Linked DNA regions of Homo sapiens: region 2 is linked to region 1. The links are chromatin contacts, found by POLR2A ChIA-PET in ENCODE. All regions are on one chromosome and are shown on one strand. The core of a region is the stretch at or near the end of the contact, and the rest is flanking DNA. Distances in the headings are between cores, read along the strand shown. Region 1 overlaps MLYCD (malonyl-CoA decarboxylase). Region 2 overlaps USP10 (ubiquitin specific peptidase 10).

Region 1 (6,738 bases), core at 2,307-4,806:
GAAATTCTCCGTGGAACTCCCCTGCTGGACTGACACTCCTCCACCGCTCGACACATTCAGAATCAGGTCAGGGCTTGGTCAGCTCGGAGCCTTCCACCAGGAGAATGAGGCTCAGGAGGCTGCTGGCCTTGTGGGGAGCTCTGGGTGGGACCCTCCTTGAGGGGTGAGACCCCCTCACCACCATATTTCTGCCCATAATTCATTGTCTGCCCGTGGTTATTCTCCTAAGAGCTGCCCTTGCATGGGCAGCCGCTGCGAGGGAGGAGAAATGCACACCCGTCTGTCCACCGCTTCCTCTGGGCAGCGATGTCCACCCAGCACTGCTTCCCCACCCCCAGGGACACCTCCTACCCCTCCTCATGTGGACACCGGCACTTTGCCCCAGATCCCAGGGTGAATAGCGCTGCTGCTTAAGGACAGCACAGACCCTAGGAAGATAAGGCAGATGACATCAGAAATGTTCAGAGGGTCGTCCATGCCAGCTGTGGGAACAGCCCCGGGGCCAGGCCTGTGGGCACCTGGGCCTTTGCAGATCAGAAGGAGCAAGTGTCCTTCTGTGTTGATGCAGGCTTTCCAGTCGGAGCTGCAAAAGGAGACACAAAAATCACAGCTCATTCCAAGAGGTGCCTGCAGCCAGCAGCACCCAGCAGCATTGTCACCACTGCAAGCAGCCACTGACAGCCGACCTGAGAATGAACATGAGGGCCAGGGAGGAGGCAGCTCAGCCTGCAGCGTCAGCAGCGCAGTTCGGCAGAGCCTGCTAATCGTCTTGCTCAAGTTTCAAACTCTGTTTACCAAATGACCACAGAAGCGTTTTAACAACAAACACCTCATTTGAAGGCCAAGATGAAAAATTTTACATAAAAAATTAATTTTACTGGTTTACATTGTTTTTATACATTAAAATGAATACATTTACTTATTTTTTTGAGACAGGGTCTCATTCTGTCACCCAGGCTGGAGTGCAGTGGCACGATCATAGCTCACTGTCGACTCGACCACCTGGACCCAAGCAATCCTCCCACTTCAGCCTCCCAAGTAGCTGGGACTACAGGTGCTCACTGCCACATCTAGCTAATATTATTTTTATTTTTCGTAGAGATGGGGGTCTCGTTATGTTGCCCAGGCTGGTCTCCAGCTCCTGGGCTCAAGTGATCCTCCTGCTTTGGCCTCCCAAAGTGCTGGGATTAAGGCATGAGCCACCACGCCCAGCCAAAATGGACACATTTACTTATTGTAAATTTAGTAATGGCCACACAGCTCATAAGTGACGATGCCAGGCTCAGGACCCATCTCTGGGTCCTAATAAAATATTTTCTAGCCTCTGTCCTGTCTAACAATACAGTTGGAAAAAAACTGGGTACAGCTATGTTTTTATGTGCCTAAGGGTCAGCAAGATGTCAGAGATGACTGTGCATCGTATGGATGGGCTGGCACCGTCTGGATGAGTAACTGAATGCAGTCGAGTGAGATTCATAAATTACACCTGCACCATGGCAAGCTGGACTTTGTCAGGCAAGAGGCTCTTGGACTCCTGCTATCAGAGAGGAAGGACCAGACAATTCAATGACTGCACCTCTTGTCTCACCTCAGCTCTTCCACCTCTCAGACCCTGCCTCTACTCCAGTGCAATGTCTGTCTCTGTTGGTGATGCACAACCTACCTGCCTTTACAGCATTTAGATGAAGTGGCCTTTTGTTTCCAAGTTGTCAAGCGGGAGACGCAGACAGTGTTTCTTCGAGGCTTGGGGGGTGGTTGTGCGAGAGTGGACGCTAAGTCCGGGCCAACACTGAGTGCTGTATCCCAGGGACATAGGAGTCCTGCGTGTGGGTCTGCGACACGTAAGGGCCTCTCAAGCGTGGGGTCTGTGGCAGGTGCCCTCCTGCCTGGGTCTAAGGCCAGTGCCGATTATTGTTGTGAAAGCCCCACATTCCTTTCAGAAGAGGTTTGGCAATCGACTGCTTTACCATAGGTGCTGCCTTCATGATCCTGAGGTCGTGGGTAAAAATCTCCACTTTCAACCACAAGGCTGCTTTGAGGATTGCAACACTTGGGCAGCAGAGGTTTATGTCCACTGCTGGTTTCTAAGCCAGCCTGTGTCTGTGCTTGCACAGGAATGGGCAGGAGCTCTGATTCATACAGATAAAAAGCTGCAAATTATAAGAGTTTCAGACTGTTCTCTCTGTGGCTGCTGCAACTCACAGATTTTGGGAGAAGCCTGGGTATGCTGAGGGCTTACGAAGTCGAGATGACCTCACACCACAAGGTGACATGTTGGTGGTTCCAACGTGCTAATCTCTGATGCATCACACTTGTGAATTGGCCACTTCCAGTGCAGTTACAAATGAGATTTTAAGTGAAAGCTTAATAAGTATTTTGGAGCTCTGGAAGGCCTGCAGGATTTGGCTGGTCCCCAATGCCACTGTGCCAAGCAGAGGCCAGGTTCTGCTGGGGTGCCCCAACTCCTGGTCACATAGGGAAGTTCCTCCTCCCAGGACGCCAAGGTCTGGCTTCTACCTGCATGTAGCTTCTCCTTCTGGTCCCAGTGCTTATCACTGGGGTTTCCAGAACACATCTCTAAGAGTCGGGCGTGGTGGCTCACACCTGTAATCCCAGCATTTTGGGAGGCCAAGGCGGGTGGATCACTTGAGGTCAGGAGTTCGAGACCAGCCTGGCCAACATGATGAAACCCTGGCTCTATTACAAACACACAAAAAATTAGCCAGGCATGGTGGTGTGTGCTTGTAGTCCCAGCTACTCAGGAGGCGGAGGCAGGAGAATTGCTTGAACCTGGGAGGCAGAGGTTGAAGTGAGCCAAGATGGCCCCATTGCACTCCAGCCTGGGCGACAGCGCAGGACTTAGATAAACCCAGGGCAAAGTGCACTTTGCATGTCTAGAGGCAAAATTCTTCAAAGGATTGCCCAGGGTGTGAGATGTGTGATAATCTGGTGGCTCCTGGACGAAGCAATAATCTCATTTAATCCTTTTCCAATTCTTGCTCCTTTATGAGTCTTTTGAGGACTTTCTGAGTCCTCAAAGAGAAAGTCTGTTTGGTAATATACGTTTAAAAAACCTTAACATTTATTAATCCTCCCCCGCCAACCCCGATTTTTTTGAAGAGAGAAAGCAAATGTATCTAACTGAAGTTTAATGCTGTTTTGTTTTTATATTACTTTTTACTTTTAGCTTCTACTTAATAAAAAAATCCAGCTTGTATTGATGGGAGGGATATAAAAAAATTGCGACAGTGCTCAGCAAATGACTGGTGTTTGGGACCCGTGGCCTCTAGATTTAGCGGAGTTTCGATCTGTGATCTGGGCTCCATGCCTGAGACAGAAAGTCATGCCCTCAGTCAGCCCGACTTGAGACCGATGTGAAGCGACTGGAGGGGGCCCTCTGGGACATTTGCAAATGACCACGCCCCTGCTGTACTGCAAACGACGACTGGGCAAGGAGGAGCTGACCACAGGAGGCTCGGACTGGGAGCCAGAAGATTCCCCCGGGGAAGCTTCAGAAAGCAGGAAGAGCAGCTGGTTTGGGCAGTCCCAAATGCCTGCTCTAGCTCTGAGTATCGTTACCTAATCCCTGTGAGAGAGTGGGGAGCGGCTGTGCAAGTTCCGAGTGCAGGTATGCTACCTGTTAGGATTTTATTTTTTTATTTTTATTTTTTTTTGAGACGTAGTCTCGCTCTGTCGCCAGGCTGGAGTGAGTGGCGCCATCTCGGCCAACTGCAACCTCCGCCTCCCGGATTCAAGCGATTCACCTGTTAGGAATTTTAACATTCAGCGCCCAAGCGCAGAGCAGAGGAGGCTGGAGGGGCGCAACACCGCCATCTCGCGGCGACGGGGTGCACAGCGCTTGCGAGGACCCAGACTGGGATCCATCTGTCCCAGAGACTCATTTTCAGCATCAAAGTGCGTCCCTGCGCTGTCCGTAAAGAGCCTGCCATGCGGCAGGTACCGCGCAGGACTCCAGACCTGCCTTATCTTTTGAGATCCCCACAGCCCCTGAAGGAAGGGACCACTAATATCAACATTCACAGGACGAAATCGGAGGTGTCCTTGTGTTCACAGCTGGGCAGCCCACCCAGCTCAAGGGGGGACTTGGGGAACGCTGTCTAGCCTGCGAGAGGTGGAAGTGGGCTCCTGAGAAGGGCGGCCGCGTGTGGCTTCACCGTCCCCTTTTGGGTTTAAAGGGAACTTCCCCGGATGGATTAGGTGTCACGGCAGCAGTGTGAGAATGGAAGCGCCCAAGCCCGTCCCCTCGGCCAGCCCCTTCAGCTCTCTGGGCCTCAGTGTCGTCACCCGTCAAACGGGGACAGGGACCCTCCTTCCCAGTGCAGGGTGGGGTCCGAGTGAGCTAGGGCAAGCCAGCGTTCAGTGCAGGGCAACTGGGGTCTGAGTCCTTGGGGAGCTGGGCTTGGAGAAAGTGAGATCTCGTGGGCTCTGGGAGGGAGGGCCTGTGCTCTGTTCCCACACAGCACCCCCAGCGGCAGGGCTCCTTGGGGAGGCCAGACCAGGGCCAGGCGTGGCCAGAAAGACCCTGCCTTTAAGGGGCTGTGGAACCCTGGGCAAGGAGTGTACCCAAGTAACCAGCGTGGCCCCAGGCCAGGGGTCCCCTCTGCAAGTGTCACATTGGAGGGGGCCCTGATGATCTTGCAGACCCTGCAGCCACCTCGGGCCAGAAGCGAAGCAGGGTCCCTGCCCTCAGAGAGCGTCTAGTCTAGTGGAGATACACACATGAAACTGCCTTGTTTAGAAGCTACCAGGAAGGAGAGGCCCCAGTGAGAAGACGGCAAATAAAGGGGGACTGTGACCTAGTCAAGCCACCAGGGAAATCTTCCTGAGGAGAGGACGATGGATGAACTTTGGAGGCAGAGTGGGCATTGCCTGGGAGGCAGGGAGGGGAGAGCGTTTCAAGAAGAGGGAGGAGCATGTGCCACGCAGGAAGGAGGGAGGACAGGGAGTCCCAGACTGAGGGAGGACAGTGCCAGGAGGGCCTGGAAAAGCAGAGGGGAGGGTCAGGCCACAGCAGGCTTGAGAGGCCACGGAGGGGGCTGTGTGTGACAGGGAGGGTGACGGGGATGGTGGGAGGTAGGAAAGGAGAGGAGAGATGGAACCTGATTTGCATTTCACAATGACAACTCTGCCTGCTGGGGTGGAGAAGGATCTGGAAGAGTCTGGCGTAGGCAGGTGGGCAGAGCACCTGCGAGGTTAGTTAATGCACATAATCAGGAAGGAGACTTTGTAACCTGGGCCAGGGAAATGAAGAGAACAAGGCCAGTGGTCTGTCCAGGGGCCCGGGGACGGGTGGGAGGTGGGGGTGAGGGGAGCCCCAGGGATGGCACCCAGGCTTCTGTGTTACACAGTTGGAGGTGGCCTCGCCAGGAAGGAACAGCTGGAGGAGGCCAGGTTTTGGAGGGAGGGCATCTGCATTCAGCCTTGGCCGTGCTGAGCCTGAGCTGCTGCTGAGCTATGCAGGGGAAACACACAGGTATGGGGTGTCTGTGTCACCAGTGAGGGGACTGTGCAAGTGACTGTCCTAACTGAACACTTCAGAGTGAAAAGAAGCTCTGTTAACAATGATGCCACACCAGGGCCCCAGACAGGGCCTGTCCCCGGCAAACAGGGGCACTAGTGCCCTTGCTATCGGTAGTTAGGAGACAGCAGAGACACGGATGGGGGTGAGATCCTTAGAGAAGGAGGGGACTCCCGGAAGCCGAGAGGAATGGCTGACTAAGAGTGGCGGAGCACAGGTGGGGATGGCCAAGAGGGTGTGCATCTGTGCCAGTGCCGGGAGCATTTGGGAAGTGCAGTGTGGCCCACGGTGGCCCCTGGCCATTGCTGAGGGGGAACCTGGCTGGATGTACCCCCTAGGAGGTCACCGGGGGCCTCGGTGAGAGCTGGCAAGGAGAGGTGGCATCGTGAGCCACACTGGGGTGGAGACTGCAAATGGCCAGTTCTCTCTGGAGCAGCGCCGCTTAAATAAACATGGCTCTGGCATCTTTGAAGGCAGCTCTCTGGTCTTCTCTCCTGCGAAAGTGCTCAAGGAGGCAGTAACTCACGTTCAGGGGGTGCTGTCTGAGCAGCAGGAGTGAGGGCTGCCTTTCTTCAGTGAACCAAAAATATTTGCCAAGCCTCTCCTATGTGCCAGGCGATGGAGACAGATTTACGGCAACAGACGTGAGAGAACAAGCCGGGGGTTCAAGCCTCTGTCACAGACGCACGGGAGCTTCAGAAGCAAGCGCTCCTGCTGGGTGGGATACGGCCCACTCCATCTCCCCCGCTCTAGGAACTGCCTGGGCCACTCATCTCCCCTCGTCAACATGAAGAGGTGACGCCAGCTGTTCTACTCAACTGCTCCGGAGAGACACCTGCTCTGGGTGCACTCACCACAGGGCCAGATCCCCCATCTCCAAACCGGGCCAACCATCGTTCCCACCACGGCCCGGGCTGAGTCTGGGGTCATGAGAGGAGGCTGTCTCTGTGGCGGCGGAGCTGTGCACTGCCTGCTTCCTGCACGAGAGCCAGGTCCGGGTTCCTCCTGTCTTCCCGTGGTCTGGCTGCCCCTCGCTGGCCTGGATTTTATGCTTTGGTGGGAGCTCAGCTTCTCTCCCTGGCAGCCGAGGGCTCGGACCGATACGGCCAGCACTGTGCATGCCCGGGTTTGAGAGAAGCCACCCCAGCCTGGGGTTGTCTTCCACAGACCCCCGCCCCCTTGCCAGAATGTCAGCACCC
Region 2 (6,691 bases), core at 149-2,648, 810 kb before region 1:
ATTAGTATCAAACATTTACTCAATACCATGTTTGATCATCTCACTAGAAGGCAGATTCCTAGCCAGCACAGTTCCTCTTCTTATGGAGGAACACTCACAATGGACGCCATGTGCCTTGCACCGCATGGCAGAGAGCTCAGAGCCCAATGTGCCAGGCAGACGAAGTGCAGGACGGCCTGCACGCTTGGCTTCAACAACCCAATCAATACATTAGGAAGATGGAAACTCAATACTCAGGTAATGCAGGCAGAGGCTCTTAAAACCACGAATCCTAACACAGCATTTCTCCAAGGCTGCTCACTGCAGTACATGCAGTAGAGAGGACTGGACTACAAGGCAGGGGGCGAGGGAGGGAAATATACAGAGATTAGTGACACAAGGGCCCTGCTCAGAGAGTTCACATTTATTAGGGAGACAAATACAAACAACTGAGAATGAAAACATGGAGGGAGGGGAGAGAAAGCTGTGAATAGCTTTAGAAAAAGGATTCTTCTGGATGCAGGAAACAGTGATCAACTTCTATCAGAAACTAGAGAGGTCAGTGGAACTTGATGGATCACTGAATTGCTAAGGGCAGGGTGAAGGAGTGGTATCTCAAGCTTTAGGAACATCTAAAACAGGCAGTGCTTGAGGTGAAGGACAACCATTCACCTTGATGTGATTATTACTTGTTGTATGCCTGTATGAAAATATCTCATGTACCCCATACATATATACACCTATTATGTACCTACAAAAATTAAAATATAAAAAAATTAAAAAACACAAAAATAGAAAAGGCCGAGATCTAAAAGGGAAGCCACGATGAGGTGCCTCTGCAAAGGGCTTGCTGCAGCTGGAGGTAGTGGGAGGGAGCAGAATAAAGCATCCTAAACCATTCATCCAACAAATGTACTGAGGGCTTACAACATTCCAGATACTACAGGCGCAGTGACAGACACAGAGAAATGGATCCTGCCATCAGCAGCTGAGCAGGCTGGAAAGAGAGGCAGGTCCATGACAGTGCCCACAGGCTCTGTACAGTCGAACAGGCACTGGAAGAGAAACTAATGTCATGGAAACACAAGATACCCAGAAAGGCTGCAGAGAAAAGCAGGCCTGTCACTAACTGTGCAAACTGGTGGCAAGATTCCAGTCGTGTTTTTGGCAGAAAAAAGGCAGGACTTAGAGGGAACAGAGTAAAGAATGGAGAAAAAGGGCCAAGAAGCAGTCACTGAAAAGGGCAGGCAGGCTGGAAGGAGGGAGGGGGAAGCAGAACTCCAGAGGCTGGGGGAGCTGGTGGTGCCCACTGCACAGGGAGGAGGGTGAACTCAAAGAAGTGATGTGCATGGGAACATCATGGGGCATTTGTAAGCACTGGTTCAACATGAGCAGCATGCTCACCACGTGCAAAGCACACAGTGACAGAGGAAGTCCCACTGACTCAGATGTCTGAGAGGTTGACATCAGCCAATTAAAAGGTGGCTCAGGAGGCTGAGCAGCCCGGCTTCCCGGTCCCTCAAGCTTCATTCATTTTATTACTTGTCCTAAGCTATTGTTAGATCTGCTCTTTCCCTTATGGTCTCCCACATTTCTTATAAATCTAAAATTTTAGATATAATCACTCCCTGATGTTACTGGAGATAAAACGTTTGGTTAGTCTTTTCAAGGCTTCTATTGAAGCCTAAATTGTAATTAAAACCCCTTTCATAAGTCTGACCATGCTAACTGAACAGGGAATCCAAACCTCTAACTCTCAAAGAAAAAGTTTGGCATCAGTTTCCTGGAGGCCAGTAAGGGCCTTTAAAGTGATTCAGATTGAAAAATGATCTCGACAAGTTTGAATTGTGCAAGGGCAGCCTGCAATCAATAATTAAACAACCTTGTTGGTATTCCAACGCTGGGTACTTAAGCAATACAAAATCATTGCATCTCCATAAGCACCATCTCTGGCAATCAGCTTAGTGCCTGTGATGGAGACCCAAAAAAGTAACAGACCAGGAGGTGAAGAGTTGACCTGAGTTCCCAAGAGTCAGCGACAGACCAGGACATGAATGTGAACTGCAAGAACAACAGATGCCAGCTGCCCCTTAGTTTACAAAGAACACAGGCTCAGAAGCTAGCTGGCGCTGGAGCCAGCAGGCTGCTTAGCAACAAGACCCAAAGTTCGCTTCAACTCCAGCATGTGCTGATGAAGAGTAACATACCTGTTGCACTCAGAACTGTTAGGAAAAAAAGAACTCAACAACCATTTCCTAAACTAAATCTTACATGGCTGGCACTCCGAAGCACAGGATACGCTTTAAAACCAATTCACTAGTCAAAGTGATTCAGCAATTAAATACATTACAGTTTACAGCAAAAACTTCAAGCTACAAAGAAATGTTTATTCAAATGGGAAACAATGTTTACAGGTAGCCTGCCCACCCAGCACGTATGGCCAAATTCCCTTCAGGGAAATAAGGAGAGAACTAGCTTACCATCAGGTAGTTTATCCACAGCCTGTGTGCCACACAGAACTGTTCCACTGTATGGAGGAAGCTGCACAAGGAATCAGAAAACAAATTTTAATTCAACAAAATGTTAAAACCAACGCTTACCATTTAATTAAGGCAACAATTCATTAAAACTCTTAATCCATACAACTTTGCATGCCGTTACTTCTAGCAGAATAACATACATGAAGAGTCAGTGCAATCTAAATCATCTTCATTTAACGAAAAAAACACAATAGAAATGCTTTCAAATATTTATCACTATTAAACAGATCCGAAAATGAAGCCAAAAGGAATAAAAATGAACTCCAATGGACATGTAAATCAGCTACAATGAAATGCTTATGATACATCCTTCTTTCCACAGGATGTCAGTGACTGACCATCCAGACCACAGACACTTTTGTTTGTGCACTAGCGAAGATGACTCTTCCTGACTGCACCTCTTATTCACGATCACTACATTGCAACACAGCCAGTAGAGGCTGGGACCAGGTCCATGGTCGGAGAGCAGAGGAAAGCGCACTATAAACAAAAAGCCTGGTGACTGCAGCTCCCTTTTTAACACAGTGCCTTAATTAACTACATTAACAGCTAGAAGTCACATTCCTTGTTTGGCAGACAGAAAGCAGAATGGGAACTGTCTGACTTCTTTGTAAAAAGCTGAAAGGTTATCTCAAAAATAACTTAAATTTTTCTTCTTCCTAGCTATTCCATAACATTTATTTAAGAGTTGGAAATGCTTCCAATGGACACATTGGGTGTAAGAAAGTTTAGGAAGGGGCAGGGCATGGTGGCTCATGCCTGTAATCCCAGCAATGAGGGAGGCTGAGGTGGGTGAATCACTTGAGGTCAGGAGTTCTAGACCAGTCTGGCCAACATGGTGAAACCCCATCTCTACTAAAAATACAAAAAATCAGCTGGGCGTGGTGGCAGGCACCTGTAATCCCAGCTACTTGGGAGGCTAAGGCAGGAGAATCGTTTGAACCTGGGGGATGGAGGTTGCAGTGAGCCGAGATCGCGCCACTGCACTCCAGCCTGGGCAATAGAGCAAGACTTTGTCTCAAAAACCAAAACAAAACAAAACAAAAAAAAAACAAACCCTGTCTCTACTAAAAAATACAAAAAATTAGCCGGGCATGGTGGTGGGTGCCTGTAGTCCCAGCTACTCAGGAGGCTGAGGCAGGAGAATGGCGTGAACCCGGGAGGCGGAGCTTGCAGTGAGCCGAGATAGTGCCACTGCACTCCAGCCTGGGCAACAGCACAAGACTCTGTCTCAAAAAAAAAAAAAAGGTTTAGGAAGAAAAGGGGTAAGGTAAGCAGAGAGATAAACTGCTACCTGAGGGCAGAACAAAAGAACAAAAAGACATTCTGGTGCAGCACTTCCCAAAGTCTGTTCACTGCAGTACAAAGGCCAGTGCAGGAACGGCCCTAGGGCCGCAAAGTTCAGAGGCTCCTAGGTAAGTCTCATGCCCAATACTGTATGAGAGCTGCTGCTTGATTGGCTTCCTCAGCTGAGTTCTCCAATGAGATCTCAGCACACCAATTCAATAATCACAGCAATAAAAGCTTCTCTCTGCTAGTAACGCAGTAAGTTCTCTTCCCAGAGAATTATGACAAACAGGAAAACACAGGGCAATTCAAAAGAAGCCAACACCTTCAGGAGTTGACAGCTGCACTTATCTCCACCACCAGGGGGCAACCTAGTACGCATCACGTTGACACCCAGAAGAAAGCATTCTGTATGCTGAGATGGGCTACACTAGCCTTGGCACCCGCAAGGCAAAGACCATTCCACACACCAGCATTGATGCTGGCAGGCACCTGGAGCAGAGAGGTGGGTCTATAAGGGCAGTGGACACAGCGGCCATGTGTGTCTCAGGAAGCCTCCATCTCGTTCAAAACCCTCTGTGGTCAAAGAAGACAGTTTAGAAACTGATACATAGAATGCCCTCTTTTTCTGTTAATGACACTAGGATGCCCCCTGGTGACAGAAAGCTGTGTTATTTTGAGGCATGAAAAGTGTTTTGAATCACTCTATTTTTACACAAAATTTATTGTAACATCAAGAAATCATCTTTTTCTGAGTCAAAACAGTTTCATCACTATTATATCAATGTTCTCTTCACACTTCCCAGTATTCTGTTCTGCTCGGGGAAGAGAGAATGCTGAAGGAAACCTCCAGACCCGAGAGACTGCAGCAGGCTGGGAAGACGCACAATTCAGAGAAGGGACCTCTTCACCCATCCACTTCACAAGGCAGAGAGCTGTTAGAACCCTGCTCACCATCTTCCGGCTGTCCCCTTCCTCAACATTCAACCACGGGGTGTGAACACTCACTCAACTCCCAGCCACTCCCACAACATGCAGAAGAAAACCCCAGCAATCGGGAAAAATACACAGATGACGCTGAGGACAAGCCAAGTGGAGAGGCGGGGCCGGTAATGCCAGGTGGCGCTGACTGAGGGTGGAGAGGCTGGAAAGGCTGGACCAGTGACACCAGGTGGCACTGACTGGGCACTCAGGGTGTGCCAGGCACACATCCTGCTCCTCAACAACTCTGGGGAGGAGGTCCTGTTACTGTGGCCCTCTGACAGATGAGGAAGCCAGGCGACACTGCCAGCTTCAGATGAGGAAGCCAGGTGACAGTGCCAGCAGGTGACACTGCCAGTAAGAGGCACAGCAGGGATCTGGTGAGACGACCACCAGCAAACTCCCAGATGACACTGCCACCTTCAGTAAGCATGCTCAACACACTTACTTTGATTTGCTAAGCTGATAAAAGAGCGCACCTGCAGGAATGCCAGATGGGTTGTGGCACTGTGGAAATGTGTGTGTTTTATTCCACAGGCACACAGCACCTTTCATTCAGCAAACCTCCCTCACACATCAGATGCACTTAGTCTGTGGTAACTGGGTATCTAAATACACAACAGAATAAAAGTGCCAGGATGGTTCGAAGTTCACTCATTAACTATATAACTATTTGTAAGAATACAAAGTTCAAAAATCAAAGCAAAGACATAAAATTCCCTAGACAAATGCAAAGTGAGCAAGGGAAAAAACTGTCATCTATTAATAGTTATGCTAAACGCACAGTGTGAAAACAGTGCTGCGGCCTTGTGAAAAGGATACCTGGGCCCGTGGCTATAGGAAGGTCATGTTCTGAAGTCTCCCTCTGGGCTACCTGTGTGTTCTGCTTTCCGTCTCAAAGACTCTCCTGAACCACAAAGCCCTCCTTTAAAATCCCATTAAGATACCAAATTAGGCCGGGCGTGGTGGCTCACGCCTGTAATCCCAGCACTTTGGGAAGCCGAGGCGGGCAGACCACGAGGTCAGGAGATCAAGACCATCCTGGCTAACCCGGTGAAACCCCGCCTCTACTAAAACCACAAAAAATTAGCCGGGCGAGGTGGCGGACGCCTGTAGTCCCAGCTACTCGGGAGGCTGAGGCAGGAGAATGGTGTGAACCCGGGAGGCGGAGCTTGCAGTGAGCCGAGATCACGCCCCTGCAGTCCAGCCTGGGCGAGAGAGCGAGACTCCCTCTCAAAAAAGAAAACACACCAAATTAAGAACTGTCTCTACTCTCTACTCTCCATGAGTACCCACACACACCCACACCACACACACTGCCCACTGCCAACACTATGTCATCGGGGGCTTATTGACTCAGTCATGGTTGGGATGTGTGCTACTTCCAAAGCTGAGATTCTGGAAACTAAAGAATGGTGAGCATTTTCTCTTTCTTTCTGAACATAAATAACAGGATTACGACTGAGGTTTAAACATGCTTATTAAATAAGGTGACTGCATTTTTTCCACTGGAGAAAATAATTTTTAAATCACTGGAGCACAACTCTAGAAAAGATGCCAGCTACCTTTCACCTGAATTCGTTTCTCCTGATGCCACTAAATTACTAGCCACCTTATCTTGCCAGTGGCAAGCTGCCAAGCAAGCAAACTAAAAGACAAAGCAGCCCTCCGCTGGCAGGAGGCGCTTCTGCAGGAAGGCAGAATGCTCTTTCATCTTAACATCCCACATTTCTTAATTTTGGTTTTTCAATTCATGGCCCCAAGTAGAGAAAACAATATTTTATCAAGCTCCTAACAACGGAGAAAAAGCATATGAAAAATTCGACTAGATTGTAACTCATGCCACAGCCACATGGTAGAAACACTGCATGTTTGAGCGGCAATTATGTTACCTGAGAGATAAA

Evidence for each region. ChIA-PET counts read pairs that join two places held with the same protein, here RNA polymerase II (POLR2A).
Region 2: POLR2A ChIA-PET joins it to region 1 with 11 read pairs in PC-9. The contact joins two enhancer-like sites. POLR2A ChIA-PET finds 5 or more read pairs at or near these places in 2 of 52 experiments (PC-9 and WTC11).

Annotation. Positions count from the first base shown.
Region 1 is chr16:83,923,934-83,930,671 of GRCh38, reverse strand. It overlaps MLYCD (malonyl-CoA decarboxylase), which reads right to left. Exons shown (of 5, transcript NM_012213.3): 5 at 3,641-6,738. It overlaps LOC105371372 (a long non-coding RNA gene), which reads left to right. Exons shown (of 2, transcript XR_007065147.1): 1 at 1-66; 2 at 569-6,738. Among named protein-coding and RNA genes, the nearest start is that of OSGIN1, 26 kb to the left of the region's middle. Within about 2 kb of position 3,556, at least 12 of the 41 ENCODE cell types and tissues checked have a DNase peak (open chromatin) inside an H3K27ac peak, as active enhancers do.
Region 2 is chr16:84,736,138-84,742,828 of GRCh38, reverse strand. It overlaps USP10 (ubiquitin specific peptidase 10), which reads right to left. Exons shown (of 14, transcript NM_005153.3): 3 at 2,460-2,520. Among named protein-coding and RNA genes, the nearest start is that of USP10, 39 kb to the right of the region's middle. RefSeq lists a silencer at 2,832-3,126 and enhancers at 4,088-4,137, 5,467-6,432, 6,433-6,691. Within about 2 kb of position 1,398, at least 7 of the 41 ENCODE cell types and tissues checked have a DNase peak (open chromatin) inside an H3K27ac peak, as active enhancers do.